2 separate regions of the Homo sapiens genome follow, and region 2 is linked to region 1. Evidence: chromatin loops called from intact Hi-C (ENCODE). Cell type or tissue: pancreas. All regions are shown on one strand. Links, peaks and the distances in the headings refer to the core of each region. The heading gives the core; the rest is flanking DNA.

Region 1 (7,754 bases), core at 2,041-6,040:
AGAGCAAAACTCTGTCTCAAAAAAAAAAAAAAAGAAAGAAAGGAAGGAAGGAAGGAAGGAAGGAAGGAAGGAAGAAAGAAAGAAAGAAAGAAAGAAATGGGCTGCCCTTCCTCACAGCCAGGGATGCTGTCCCCACCCACGCTGATAAGCTTCCAGCGCTTAGAGACGGTTTCCCACCATCCGATGGCTGGGCTGGTGCGTCCAGCTAGAGCTCAGAACCTGCCCTTAGTAGGAGCCCAATAAATATTCGCTGATAAACAAACAATCAGAGAAGGCCCTCATAGGACCACATGGCATGGCCTTAATTCTGGAAAGAATTAAAACTTTTTGGCACAGTTAGGGATTGAACTTACAACTTGGTGTAAAAAGCATATGGTCTCATTTTGTTCTTTTATTCTCTTGTTCTTTCACTCACTCACTCACTCATTCATTCAAGAACTATTTCTTGAGGACTCACTATGTGCTCAGCATTGGACAATGATGACTCTCAGTATGTCATGGGTTGCCAGTGAGCAGGACCCTGAACAGCGACCAGGGGCCTCTCTGCTGACAATGGCCAGAAGTTTCTAGACACAAAGGGCCCCACAGCTCTTGGTGAACCCCAGATATCACTGGGCTCTGCTGATCATGGAAAATCTTCGCAGCTCATGCACAGGACGCACATTTGTCAATTAGCCGGTGAGTTCACAAGCCAAAAGAAAGTGGTTCGAAGCTTTCCGTTGCCTTTCCAGCAGATGGAGTGTCTTGGCCAAATCCCAGCACCACCCAGGCTGCCTCCTCGGGAGGGTTCTTCCTTCTCTTGATGGAGAGGGGCTGGACAGGTCTGCCATCTCTCACTTGAGGTCCCCATCAGAACACTCTGAGGTCAACTCCACCTACAGCCTCCTACCACCAAAACTTGGGAAAACTCCTGAAAGGCAGATTTGATTCAACTCACTTCAGCAACACATTCTTTGATACCTACGACGCGCAAGGTCCTACTAAGGCAGGGCAAGCGAGCTGTAAGATGGGGCTTAGTCCATGAGGGTTCTTGGTCTTGCCCAGGAAATAATTCAAAGGCAAGCAGGGGGTAGAAGAAAATGGCTTTGTTGAAGCAGCAGTGTTACAGTTGCGTGACAGCTCCATGACTGCCCCTGCAGAGCAGGGCTGCCCCATAGGCAGTGTGCTGAGAGCTGCCACTCAGGGCAGGTTAGCAGACATATTTATACCCACTTTTAATTGCATGCAGATTAAGGGGCAGTTTATGCAGAAATGTCTAGGGAATGAGCAGTAACTTTTGGGTCATCAACATTGTCATAGAAAGAGGCGGTAATTCCCGGCTGTTGCCATGGCAATGGGAACCTGACATAGCACACTGGTGGCCATGTCTGACTGGAAAGCTGCTTCTGCACTGGTCTGGTTTTAGCTAGTCCTCAATCTGTTCCAGTGTCTGAGCCCCACCTCTGGAGTCAGGTCCCACCTCCTACCTCATTATGTTCAAACTTACCAGGAGGAAAAAGACCCAGTCTCTTTTATGCAGGTACTGATGACCTAGAGAAGAGAGACACAAACACAAGTAGCTATAATGTAAGAGGGAGGTCAAGGGTTGCCGCCCACAAGGAGATGAGGTCACAGGGGATGCGATGCTGGTGAGAGGTGAGCCAGGGCTGCTCAGGGGCTGGGAGGCAGGGTCAGCAGGTGACAGCAATGGCATGGCAGCTTCCTCAAAAGAAGGGGGCTGGGGTGGGCGTGGTGGCTCACGCCTGTAATCCCAGCACTTTGGGAGGCCAAGGCAGGTGGATCATCTGAGTTCAGGAGTTCAAGACCAGCCTGGCCAACATGGTGAAAGCCCGTCACTAGTAAAAATACTAAAAACTACCCAGGGGTGGTGGTGTGTGACTGTAGTGCCAGCTACTCGGGAGGCTAAGGCAGGAGAACTGCTTGAACCGGGGAGGCGAAAATTGCAGTGAGCCAAGATCACACCATCGCACTCCAGCCAGGGCAACAAGAGTGAAACTTTGTCTCAAAAAAAAAAGAAGAAGAATGGGAGCTGGAACCTGGGGAGGCGACAGGGAACAGTGTCAGTTGGGAATCCCCCATGGGCAGGAGCTCAGGGCATCTCTTCCCATCCGTGAATGGGCCAGAGGAGCAGAGACACAGGTGAAGCCGTGGGAGACTGCCCCCTGAGGGAGGTGTGGCAGACATTGCAGGGGATCCAAATTCATTCCAAGAAGAGGATCCATGGCACTCTGCAGGGGAAACTGAAGGATGTGTCAGGCGCCTGTCCACTCAGAAGGAAAGGGCTTAGAAAGGGGCAGACAGGAGGCCTGGATGGGGAGGGTGGAAGAGGACAAAGATGGACAGCGGGCAAGGGGATCTCAGAATCAAAACCAGAGGGCCGCATCTGCTGCCTAGGCGTCACACAAAGCCTCTGCAGAGCCTGCAGCGTGAGGGCAATGTGCGTTTGCTGCGTCTGTTGCCATGTGCCCATGTGTGCATCTGTGACACGTCCCCAGTCATGCGTTTGCTGCAGACCCAGCCAGTGTGCATTCCCTGCCCTCTCAGAGCTCATGTTCCACTTGGGGAGAGAAACAACAAGCAAACGGACATGCTGAATGAAGAAAAGGAAGCAGGGTGTGGGGAGGGTAGTGGGAAGGGTGCGCAGAGAGGAGGATGGGTTACGAGCCTACATTCAAGGAACTGAAGAAAGGTCTCCTAGCTGAGCAAGATGGCTCATGCCTGCAATCCCAGCACTTTGGGAGGCCAAGGTGGGCAGACTGCTTGAGCCCAGGAGTTTGAGACCAGCCTAAGCAACATGGTGAAACCTCATCTCTATAAAACATATTTTAAAAATTAGCCAGGCGTGGTGGCATGCAGCTGTAGCCCCAGCCACTTGGTAGGCTAAGGTGGGAGGATAGCTTGAGCCTGGGAAGCTGAGGCTACAGTGAGCTGTGATGGCACCACTAAACCTGTCTCAAAAAAAAAAAGAAAAAAAGAAAGAAAAGAAAAGAAAAGAAAAAAGAAAAAGAAAGAAAAGAAAGGAGAAAAGGTTTATTTTCTCCTGGAAGGAGTAACCCCTGAGAGGCTGGCTTTTTTGAGTCTCCTTTCACCCTCCCTGGGAATGTGGGCTCCAGCAGGTGCACCCCACCGATCCCCCCTCCCCCAGGCTGCTGTCGAAGGGCCACAAGGGAGTAGCTGGCTTTGATGGTGTTCCTGTGGTCTGATCCTCTGGGTTTTATCTGAGCCTGGTCCCAGCAGGTGGCTGTGGGGCCCAGCAGGGCCACCTGAACCCCACTGAGAATGCATTCTCTGATCTTCTCTTTCTTGGCTGTGGAGAACAGAAGTTGAAGGAAGATTGCAGCTTTGGAAAAAGGCAACCTCAGGAAGCAAAGTTCATTCTCAGTTCCAACCTGGGAGAGGCACAGAGACCCCACAGTTCTCCCTCTGGGAACAGCAGGCCCCAGCCTGACGCAGGTCCTCTCCAGTCGGACACCACCACCATGATCCCAGCTGGTCCTCAGAGGGGCTGCTGGCCTCCAAAGCCTGCTTCCAACACTGCAGGGTGCAGTCATTTCTTTCTTGTCCATCAACATCCCCCTTCCTGCGTGAGAGTCCACCCACAGACTTCTCCCATCCAGAAGCAGCTTTACGGGTTTTTTAGGGGCCTATTGCCTGCCCTCCAGCGCCAGGAGTCTCTACCCCTGGGATCAGGAAATGGGGGCTGCGGGCAGGGTTACAGGGAGGAGTCACTTCCTGGCTGCAGGTATTGAGGCCAGAAGGATGCCAGCCCTGGGTAATGCCCAAGTGCCAGTCTCCCTCCTTCCTCCTTGGCCCCCACACCCCTCTTTCTGAGAGCGGAGGTCTTGCACTTGAACTTGGGAATGTGTCATTCCCCAAGACCCCCACACAGGGCCACCAGGACCTTGCCCTCCTTCTCCAGACCCCAAAGCTGGTTTCTCCTCCCTCTTCCTTGCTGTGCCCATCCTTCTTCCTCTCCCAGGGTCCCCACATCTCCCAGATCTTCCAAAGCCCCGAACTGCTCCGTAGAATCAGGTGTTCAGTTTTTCTCCTCCACTGAAATCAGGCAGCCATCAGCTACTCCTGCACTGAAGGTGGCGTTTGGGGCAAGGTGAGAGACCTGCCAGGGGAGGCAGTGGGCAGTGCGCTGCACTGTGGTCAGCAGCTGCGGGAACGGGGATTCCTGAGCAAAGGGCTGGCACCTTGCAGTCCTCAGCCAGACCCCCAGGCCCACCTGCCCCTCGACCGAGGCCAGACTCCCTGCAGGGCTGTGGCCCACACTCCCTTCCCCGGGGCCCGGCCAGGATCCTTTCTGCTTGTCCATGGCAGGCTGGGACTCACCCAAGGCTGTGTGTCCAGGAGGCCACTGAGCCTCCTGATGTCCACCGAGGAGTCCATGTGACCAGTGACAGGCACAGCCCCAAGCATGGGCCACAAACACATCACCAGGGCAGCAGGAGGGAGCCGGAGGCCAGCGCATCACATTTTTAAAAAGAACGTTCTGGCCCTAGGACTGGCTCCCCTGTCTGGAGGCTTTTCCACTCGCCTCTCTGTTCTCGGTCTCCTGCCCTTCTCTCTACCACTCCCAGCCTCCTTCCTGAAGCAAAGGGAGGGCCCCAGGGTGAAGAGTGAAGTCCCTTGCCTTGCCTCAGTCTCCCTTTTTGTGAAATAAACAATCCTATGACCCAGAATGAATAAAGGGCTTTGAATATACCCATTTCCTAGTCTCTGGATTTGAATCCTCCCAACCTAGGATTCCTCTGCTAGAGAGAAGGCCTGACTCGGCTCCCCAAAACCTCCCCCCAACCCAGCTCTGCCTCAAGCCTCCCGCTACCTCCATTCCAGCTCCCTTCGTCCCAGCTTCCCCCCTGCAGCTCCCCAGGCCCCAGTTCTGCCCCTACCCCACCTCCCCCAGCCCCACCTTCCCCACCCAGCTCCAACCTGCCCTGCCCCACAAGCTCCCCCTCCCCAACTCTCTCCCCCTCCCACCCCAGCCCTACCTCCCTGCCCCGCCCATCCCTACTTTGCCTTCCCCGCCTGATGAAGCCTCCCCTTCTGCCATCCCTCAGCTGTGGCCTGGCATGGAGATGTAATTACTGCATTAGCCCAGTGGCCTGAAGAAAGACTGGGGTTGGGAGCGGGGTGGGCTGAGAACTGGGGGAGAGGAAGGTTCTTTATTAAATGCAGATGTTTTTAAATCACTGTAATTAACTGGGATGGATACCACGAATCACAGGCATAAAAGCTAAATGGGCTTTTGTTTTAACTGTTTGTCATATATTTAAAAGGGTCATCAGAGAATATAGTACATGGAGAGGTTCTTGCTCTCTTCCTGCTTGCTTTTGCCTGGCAAAGGCTTTCTTCGGACACGTTGGTGAACACGCACGTGCCCATGCACACACACGCCTCCATCCATCCCCTCCTCTCTTTCTGAGTCTCTCTCACATCCACACACATCCACACTGCACACACACCCTCCGTTCTCTCACACACACACTCAGTGGGGCTGGCCTGGATAGGTCTTGGCTGCAAAGGAGTGGGTATCCACCAAGGCAGCTGTGGAAGAATCAAGTTCCCCGCCTTGGGAAGTTTCCTCGGAGGCCCGGGGGACGTCCTTCCCCAGCGGCTTCAGGAAGCACCGGCGGCTTCTCAGCGGACACACGCACAGACCCAAGCTCAGATACAAGAGGCATATCCGCGGAGACTTGCTGCCCCAACTCCTTCCTTGTTTCACTAAACAAGCTAGAGATAGACACACCTCCCTGTGGGCCAGACTCCCCGCTTCTCCCCGGGAATGTGGAATGTGGAGCCACTGTTCTACTTGGGCAAGCACTGTTTTTCCCAGGTCAAAGGCAGCAGGGAAGAGGCGGGTCCAGGCCCTGAGGGGTGGGCTGGGTGCTGAGAGGCTTTGAAGGGCCCCTCTGGCCAAACACTTCCACCTGCACCTCTTCTGGGGCCTGTCCCCAAAATACTTGAGCGAAGACAGGGCCTGCAGCCCATGCACGGCACGTGGCAGAGAGAAAGTGAATCGCACAAGCAGTGTGCATTGAAGGTCACAAAAGAGCATACCTTGACACAGCCTTGTGCACTAGTATTTTCTATTCTATTTTTCTTTTCTTTTCTTTCCTTTTTTTTTTTTTTAAGACAGAGTCTCACTCTGTTGCCCAGGCTGGAGTGCAACGGCACGATCTCAGCTCACCGCAACCTCTGCCTCCCAGGTTCAAGCGATTCTCCCTGCCTCAGCCTCCCGAGTAGCTGGGATTACAGGCGCCCGCCACCACACCCAGCTAAGGTTTGCATTTTTAGTAAAGACAGGGTTTTGCCTTGTTGGACAGGCTGGTCTCGAACTCCTGACCTCAGGTGATCTGCCCACATCAGTCTCCCAAAGTGCTGGGATTACAGGCGTGAGCCACCGTGCCCGGCCTAGGTTTTATATATATATATATATATATATATATATATATATATATATTTTTTTTTTTTTTTTTTTTTTTTTTTTTTTGAGACAGAGTTTTGCTCTGTCACCCAGGCTGGAGTGCAGTGGCATGATCATGGGTCAATATAGCCTCAACCTCTCAGCCTCAAGTGATCCTCCCACCTCAGCCTCCCAAGTAGCTGGGACACCAAGCACACATCACCACGTCTAGCTAATTTTTTAATGTTTTTGTAGATACAGGGTCTCACTGTGTTGCTCAGGTTGGTCTTGAACTTCCGGGCTCAAGTGATCCTCCACCTCAGCCTCCCAAAGGGCTGAGATTACAGGTGTGAGCCACCGAACCTGGCCAACATTATCTTTTCTATACTATTCTAATTCTAGTTTTCACAACCCACAACCCGGATTTTGAAACCTGGTGGGTGTCCTTCAGCAGTTTGAAAAACACAGCTCCTGCTCTTCTGTGACGCAGGCTTCAGAAAGCTCTCTAGGCCCAGGTGCCAGCTCTGCTCTCAGAAACATTCCAGGACTGGTCGGGCCAGGTGGCTCACGCCTGTAATCCCAGCACTTTGGGAGGCCAAGGGGGGCAGATCACCTAAGGTCAGGAGTTTGAGACCAGCCTGGCCAACATGGTAAAACCCTGCCTCTACTAAAAATACAAACATTCGCCAGGCGTGATGGCGGGCACCTGTAATCCCATCTACTCGGGAGGCTGAGGCAGGAGAATCACTTGAACCCAGGGGGCGGAGGTTGCAGTGAGCTGGGATCACGCCACTGCACTCCAGCCTGTGCAACAAGAGCTCCAGCCTGAGCGACAAGAGCAAGACTGTCTCAAAAAAAAAAAAAAAAAAAAAAAAAAGAAGAAGAAGAAGAAAAGAAAAAGAAACCTTCCAGGGCTGGTTTTATCCTTCCTTTCTCACCACCCAAAACACACATGGAAGAGAGTATCTTACCTTAGCTTTGACCTGCCACGCCATCCTTTCTTCTGGTCTCCTCTCCTGCTCACCTTCTGTCCTGGCACCACTAAGTCCATCTCCTTCCTCGCAGTTTCCTTCCAGTTTTTGAAACTCTTGAAAAGCCTCGTTAGAACATGACCTGAGTCTCCACCACTTTGAGAGCTCACAGGAAAGAAATCCAACTTCTTTCAATATGAAGAATCCAGCTGCATGTCTGAAGCTCAACTTGACATTCAACTGTCCTACTTCTAGCCAGCAAAGACATACTCTCAACTTGTAGAAAGGGTTTTTCAGGAAAGAGAGGAGCTGAGTGCTTATTGAGCAGTTACTATACACCCAGCACTCTCCTTGGAGTTCTAGTGGACATT
Region 2 (7,754 bases), core at 1,856-5,855, 75 kb after region 1:
TTTTATTGAATTTTCTTCTTTTACAAATATAGGAAGTAGTCAACTAACAAAAAGACTGGTAATTTGTAACATTTTTCATCCAGAATTGTTTTGCATGAAGTGGCTGGATTCTCAGTCTACCTACATAATTTCACCTTTTGAATCATTATTTCTCTTTCTCCATCAGAACCTCTGAAACAAAAATAAATTATTGTTTCTCTGGGAAAATCTACAGTTTAACTAGGAACACCGAAATGATACCCACAGAGGCCCATTTGTGGGAAATCTTTTCACCCTTTCCTCCTCCTAGCTGCCTCCAAAATATGAGTGTTGCTCCTTTTTCTACCCAGAGCCTCCTAATCTTGTGATTGCTAAATTATTTGAGAATGAAAGAAACAAAGGGAAAACCCAAGTTATTAAAAAATGTTTTCTTCCTAATAAAACTCAGTACAGAGGGATCCACTATAGTATACCTCACCATACCATATGAGGTATAGGTAATTTATATCCAATTTGGCCCTTCAAACTTGCTCTGGGCCCAGCAGTTGAGCCCATATCAGATTTCCTCCTTACCTAGTTGCCGTTGCTACTGAAACATAAGCTGAAACACCAATCGAAGGGATGCTTTTCTCTTCAGCAGAGCTGGATAGGACAGCTGGAGTTCTTTGCAGTGGCGGTATACTGGAAAGGAGGTGAAGATGTATGAATAGAAGAATGACTGAATAATATGATAACATTCACACCATGGTACATTATGGAGCCATTAGAAATAACAGATTGGACATCTCAGTAGGGGGAGGGAGAGAGAAGGGAGATCCTCCTTCCCTGCAAGTATTGAATGAGAAAAGCAAGTTGCAAAAAAGTTTCTATAACATAATCCCAGTTATACCAACAGTGATCCAATAAAATCTTTGTAAAAATGTTTAAGTATATATGTTTTTATACAGTTACACGAGCAGGGACAAAAACAAAGATATGAATCTAGGTGGTTTTAACGTGGGTCATGGGGGGAGGAGATATTTGACAGGGATATGGAAGGGGGAGAAAGTAGATAAGGGATGCCAAGCATGTCAGAAACAGGAAAGCAAATATTGTCCTGGGGGGAAGCATGATAAGATTATATTTACAAATGTATGTTGATCATGTATATTTAAACGTAATTTTAAAAAGAAAAAGTTCTGTGATTAAAAAGTAAAATTTTCCCAGTCTGGCCATTCCTTTTCTTTATTCTCCTTGCTTCTTGACTTATAAATTTATTTTACAACTTAGAAAAAATACAAATTGACTCTCCATTTAATTGATACATTTGTTTTTTTTTTCTTTTAATAGGTGAAAACACTTTTCAAATCCAAGTTTATAATTTCACTGTGCAAGGTAGACAGTAACTTTTTAAATACTACTTGATCATATCAGAAAATAAAGTTTTCCTTAAAAGGAAAACTTACAGATTTTCTCCACTGTAAATTTCAGCTGAGATTATATACCAGAAATTGGTACCAGAAATGCCCTGAAGAGTAACAGATTCTTCTCAGGGCCGCAGAGAAAGAGTCCTCCTACCAAGGCACTTATAGTCCAGAGGACAGAGGAAGCTCATAATCTCATTTAAAGCCAGGACATGTGGCTCCCGACTGTAACAGAAAAATAGCCTTTGCAGGAGGCCAGCGCCCAGGCAGATGCAGATGTTCATCTTGTCAAATTCTCACTGCATTTTATACTTGTTGCTGTTGTAATAGCGATAATTTGTTTTACTGATTTTTGTAAATATCTTTGAAAGTATATGTATTCTTATCTTGCTTCCTGCTATAATCCCAGAGCACTTATAAAGCTATTGTTCAGGCTGGGTGTGGTGGCCCACACCTGTAATCCCAGCACTTTGGGAGGCTGAGGTGGGAGGATCACTTGAGGCCAGGAGTTCGAGACTAGCCTGGACAACATAGCACGCCATCTCTGTTTACAAAAATAAACAAAGCTTTTCTTCAGAAAATACTTATTAAATGAATCAGTCCCCACCTCCCTCCATCCTTGTTTTTGTCCCTGGTGCTTACTACAATAAATAGCACATGTTAGTTGTATAGTTCTTCAGTGATTGAATTAGTGAACATATGAGATGGACTTGAGGTGTAGACTCTCTAGGAAAAGAAGTGATTAAAATAGCTTAGAAGAAAAAGGAAGAGTCAGGAAATGGGAAGATTCAGTGAGGATCAAGAACAGGTGCCATGTAAATAGTGATAAGAATAGGAAGTTATGGTCAGAATGCGGGATAGTGGCATCTAAAATTTCAGCAGTGGTGCAATTCTGGGTGGTTAGGGTCTAGTAGCTAATACTATAGATAAAGCACCCTGGTGATCAGGTGGGGGAAACTACATGTTTTGGCATTTGAGGTTGGACTGGTAAAACAGCCAGTTCCCTACCTAATATCCCTAAAGCAAAACCCACTGCGAAGGAAATCCATCCCATACATACAAAGCCCCTAATTGGTATTTCAGTGCCTGAACAGACAACCAAGGGTTACTACAGAGTTGAGGAAAGGCTTTCAGATCAGAGAGTATCTAAGGGAAGAGGCATCCAGAGAAGGAAAAAAGATATGCAGAAAACTTAGAAGATTTTCAGAGAAAAGAATAGAGATGATTTTGCATACCTAAAACAAGAACAGGGTGTTGTGGAAAAGGAGCATTCAAGAGCACAAGAAGGTTAACAATTTTAAACATCACAATAAAAAACTCAGTAGAAGGATTAGAAGATCAAGTTGAATCAAGCACCCTCAAAATAGAAGCACCAATAAAAGAGTAGAAAACATAAGAGAAACAACAAGTTACAGGTGATCAATCCAAGAGATTCAATATGTTGTTATTTAGAAACAGAAGGAAGGTGTTTTCAAGAAAATAGAGAACTGAAAGGTATGAGCTGAAAGCATCAGCCAAATGCCAAGCACAAATAATGGGGGAGAAAAGATACATCACCCTGAAATTTCAGAACCCTAGAGATCAAGTGGAAAAAATAAAGCATGGCCAGGCTTGGTGCGTCACACTGGTAATCCCAGCACTTTGGGAGGCCAGGGCAGGAGATCGCTTGAGCCCAGGTATTCGAGACCAGACTAGGGGCTGGACTGTAGGAGCTGTATCTTACTCCATATCATACCCTTATCCCCAGCAATGCCTGATGATGGGTTGGTGTTCAACAATGTGGACTGAATGAATGAGACAGCCGGCTACTGAAGAAGTCAGGGCAACCTGCAGTGCTGTTAGGGAAGTGTCCCTTTCTAGCACCTTCTCAGAGGGTCCTCCTGTATACCATATGCGAAATTCTGACTTAAGATTTGGAGCAGCTAGTGCTTTTTCATTGTTTGACTTAACATGATCATCAAACTTATACTAGTTTTCTTTGTATTTAATAGGGAGAAAGAGCAAGAAACACAAGAAGAGGAACGTTTGATGGAAGAAAAGAAAAAGAAAAAGCAGGAAGAAAAGAAAAAGAAGGAAGGTGCTCAGAAAAAGGTTTGGCTGAAGTTCCTGCTTCATTGTCTTTGTATCATTGTGTGTCTCATTTGCATCATCATAGCCATTATATGACAAGGTTTCATTCTGTTACTTTTTAAATCAATATGCCAAGTCTATAATTAGCGAATAATAGATATCCTACTGGTGAAATAAATACAGGTGACAGCCGTAAATGTCTAACTTGGAACTGGAAGTGTTAGAGCTGTGTTTTAAGGAAGCTGTGTTTTAGTTGCTGGTGGTGAAGTGTGTCCATGTTGTTCTACTTAAAATGAACTGTCCTGAACAACCATGTCTAATAAATGAAGAAGGGCCATTCAACTGATCTTATTAGAAAAGCTAGAAATATTTTTTTTTTGCAGCTTTGGCAAATGTTCTTTTACGAATCCTATTAGTAAAGATTAAAAATAAAAGCCCTACTGTAAACTTCATAGTCAAGCTTGAATTTTATGGCATTTAAAATACCAAGTTATGCCATTTGTCTTTGTTCTTACCTAGTTTAATGTATCTTGTAGTTTAAACAGTATACCTATTAGAGCCTGTTAAAATTATAGAGTTTAAATGAGCTCCAGATAGAATTTTTTGCCTTTAGATTAACATTGGTATATAATCAATGGCATGTACACATTTTTCCCACTAATAAATTGTAATAAATTAACTGGGCAAAAACTCATTTTTAAAATTTTCAATACTAAAAGTTTGCTTATAAACTTTCATAGATGTGTACATTCTACACATTATTCCTAAAGAGTTTCTTTCTTTCTTTCTCTCTCTTTTTTTTTTTTCAGGCTGCTGATCAAAAAACCAAAGGTAAGTTTATTTATATTTAGGGGGGTACATTTATGGCGGTACCAAAATTTTTATGACCAGGATGACTTTTTTTTTTAAATTGATGGTTAAAAAACGAGAATCTAAGCCTGCCTTTGAAACTATTTTTTATTATTCATTGTGAAATTCCTCATTTATCACTGGTTTTACATCTGCATCTCATTGGTATTTGGTTAATCTAAAAATGTCTGAAGAATGTTATATTAGCTTTCCAAACAATGCTTTTAAATTTTCTTTTGATTTCCACCAAACAGGATCGAACTGATAAAGTTGATTCAGTTTGAATAAGAACAACCAAAGGATATCTGCATTTTTTTAAGGTTCCAATTTCTCATTGCCAACTATCCTTTATAATAAAAAAGATATATTCTTTCTGGATTCCCTCTTTGCTTATTGATATGTAAAAGATTTCTCTTTTTATCCTCCAAGTCCAGAATTTGCTGGTTATCATAAAAGGTGTTGGTGGAAACACACGCATTTCTCACTGTTACTCAGGAACTCCTATGATGTGCTGGAGATTCAGAATGAACAAACTGAAAGCCATACTCCAAGCCTCTTCCTTTTATACCTGTATGTTTAGTTATTTCCCAGTGGTTAAGAGCACCCACTCAGGAGTCACATAAACTAGCTCTGTTTAATTTGGGACAAGTTACTTCACTTCTTTAGGCTTCAGTATCTCATATTTAAAATGAGAAAGGTAGTGAATGGTTCCTACCTCATAAAGCTGTTACAAAGACTTAATACGATTATTTGTCAATTCAAAATAAAATGTAAAAAAAAAAGACTAATTGAGATCATGCAGGAAAATGACTCAGTATCTAGCATATAATTGGTGCTCAGTAAAGGTTTACTATAACTGTTATTCTGAAGTTTTTTTCCACTGGACCATCACATGTACACAACTGTACATGTAGACACATGCACTCTCACAGCTAATACTATGCTTTTGTGAGACATTTTATAATTTTCAAAGTTAAGGTTATGTGTATTATCTCATTTGAACTTCATAGCTGAACAGGAAAGGAATTCGTTTACAGATAATCTCCTAGTGTGAATTAAGAGGCTGGTTCTTGGTTAAGAACCAGTTAATGGTAAAGGCAAGACTTGAGGGAGTCCAGGTCTCTGAACCTCTAGACTAGAGTCACATGAAGAGAGGGAGTTAATGCTCAATGAATATTAAAAAGCAGCATAGCAAAAAGGACATTTTTCTCTGTTATACTCTCAGAAGCACTGTGAATTTACATAACACTTTTCCAGAAGGGTCCAAAAGGTTTATGGTACATAGTTGTGTATGAATTTATGATCTTGAATGAAAAACAATGGTTTCTTACTATTGTCATTTCAAAATACAGAGTTAACTGTTCTGGATCATCCATTTCTTCTTCTTCTTCTTCTTTCTTCTTCTTCTTCTTCTTCTTCTTCTTCTTCTTCTTCTTCTTCTTCTTCTTCTTCTTCTTCTTCTTCCTTCTTCCTTCTTCCTTCTTCTTCCTTCTTCCTTCTTCCTCCTTCTTCCTTCTTCTTCTTTCTTCTTCTTCCTTCTTCTTGAATTTTTCTGTCTGGTTTAGTACCAGCTATATTCTTCATCATTGTCACTGTTTTCTACTCAAGTAGTAACAAATTGCTTATTACTGAACAGTGATTGTGAATTACATTGTCCCACCACTTTACGCAGAGCTATCATTTTCTATTACTGTTCTGATGAGAATTTTCTTTTATTTATTTATTTATTTATTTTTTTTTTTTTTGAGATGGAGTCTTGCTCTATCGCCCAGGCTGGGTGGAGTACAGTGGCATGATCTCGGCTCACTGCAACCTCCACCCCTCAGGTTCAAGTGGTTCTCCTGCCTCAGCATCACCCCACCCCCACCCCATAAGCTGGGGTTACAGGCACGCATGGCCACACCCAGCTAATTTTTTGTATTTTTAGTAGAGACAGGGTTTCACCATGTTGGCCAGGTTGGTCTCGAACTCCTGACCTCAAATGATTCCCCCCCACCTCGGCCTGCCAAAGTGCTGGGATTACAGGCGTGAGCCACCGCACCTGGCCTCTGTTGAGAATTTTCATTGCTAACTCCAAACTCTACTGGATTTTTCTCTTCTCCTTCTATATCCTCTAAAATACTGTTCCTTTGGGTACAGTTTATCAGTAACTACTAACTAGCCTTAGAATGGGTTGTAGTAATAATTAATGTCTTTCCAAACAAAAAATGCTTTTTGAATTATAAATAATCTAACAGTACTGCTAGGTAATTCATTGATGAATATTAGCAGCATCAAGGTTTACGTTTTTCTCAGACTCTTCATTATTACTGGTTCAAACCAAAATTCATTGCCTGAGAAATATTGGTTCCAACTTTCTGACTGGACACTTTTGTCGGGTGACACAGGTTGGCCTGACTGTACCTATGATACATGTTATAGTACTAGTATTAGTGTTCACACATAAAATTGATGCTTTCCTAACATTCTAGCATTTTGACTTCCCTCCCCTGCTCCAGATTGTGTGTCTATGAGGGCAGGGGCCACATTTGCCACAAGGCAGCACCCAGAAGTCTCAAGGCCCTGAGTTGTTTGAATATAGGAAAGTGTTTAGCAATTTGAGAGAGTCCGAGAGTTGGATACTCTTAAGAGAGAAGCTGCAGTTATAAATTAGATTGCATAATATACTGAATCAATCAACATTGTAGAAGTTTGAATAATTTTGGTTTTGATAATTAGCTCAAACTAGACCAAATCAATTAGAAATTCCCTTACTCTGCAATATTACACACCACTCAACTAGTAGCATTCGTAAAGCCATGCCCCAATTATTTAGCATTATATTTGACTTAATTTTCTCAATAATAGAAATGCTTTAAATTTGGATTTGTTTTAAACATTTTCAAGGAACTTTTTAGAATATATGACATGCTCATCTATGATACTCCTCTACCTTCTCCTGGAGAATATTAACTAGTCTAATCCGTTCTTAATAGATGAGTCTCCATTATAGCATTAATTATACTTAAAAAAATGTTTGCATCTGGCTATAACCATCAAACTTGAACTATGAATTCTTATTTAAAAGACTAATGCCGAACTGAAGCTAACTGGAAATATATGTTTTTTGAATAACTTAATATAATATGTAGCATGCTTTCCTACCCTCCCCCAACAAATTTGAAAATTAGATTTCTAGGAAGTCTGCTTTGTAAAATTACCACTGAACAGAAATTTTGTTCCTGGCTATCTTTTCAAATTCTGACCTGTGATATCTTTGGGTCATTTTCTTTTTAAGATTCAGGCCAAGTGAGTACGTTTGTGTGAAACACTATGCTGCCAACATTCATACCCCCATCCTACCCTGATGTGATCATGGGAACCACGTTTTCTCTGCAGCCAGGAGATACACTTTTATTCAGCCCCGGGGGTTTTCACTCAAATAGTTGATTCACTTTGGCTTTCATCAGTTTC

Evidence for each region. A loop is a pair of places that touch in the nucleus more often than their neighbours do. Peaks named below come from ENCODE experiments on the same cell type or tissue, not always from the same donor. Only the 100,000 strongest peaks of a DNase experiment are listed, where the experiment ranks them.
Region 2: it touches region 1 in a loop (2.0-fold over the local background); 12 of 110 quality-filtered maps call a loop at or near these places.

The regions. Positions count from the first base shown.
Region 1 is chr17:77,925,831-77,933,584 of GRCh38, forward strand. LOC105371909 (a long non-coding RNA gene) reads left to right here and starts at 442. Exons shown (of 3, transcript XR_935002.3): 1 at 442-678. RefSeq lists enhancers at 3,852-4,797, 5,770-6,381. In pancreas, for the core only: no CTCF peak of the experiment used is centred there; a DNase peak (open chromatin) is centred at 4,301.
Region 2 is chr17:78,000,797-78,008,550 of GRCh38, forward strand. It overlaps TNRC6C (trinucleotide repeat containing adaptor 6C), which reads left to right. Exons shown (of 23, transcript NM_001142640.2): 2 at 3,374-3,473; 3 at 4,262-4,283. The coding sequence starts at 3,411. Among named protein-coding and RNA genes, the nearest start is that of TNRC6C, 46 kb to the left of the region's middle. In pancreas, for the core only: no CTCF peak of the experiment used is centred there; no DNase peak of the experiment used is centred there.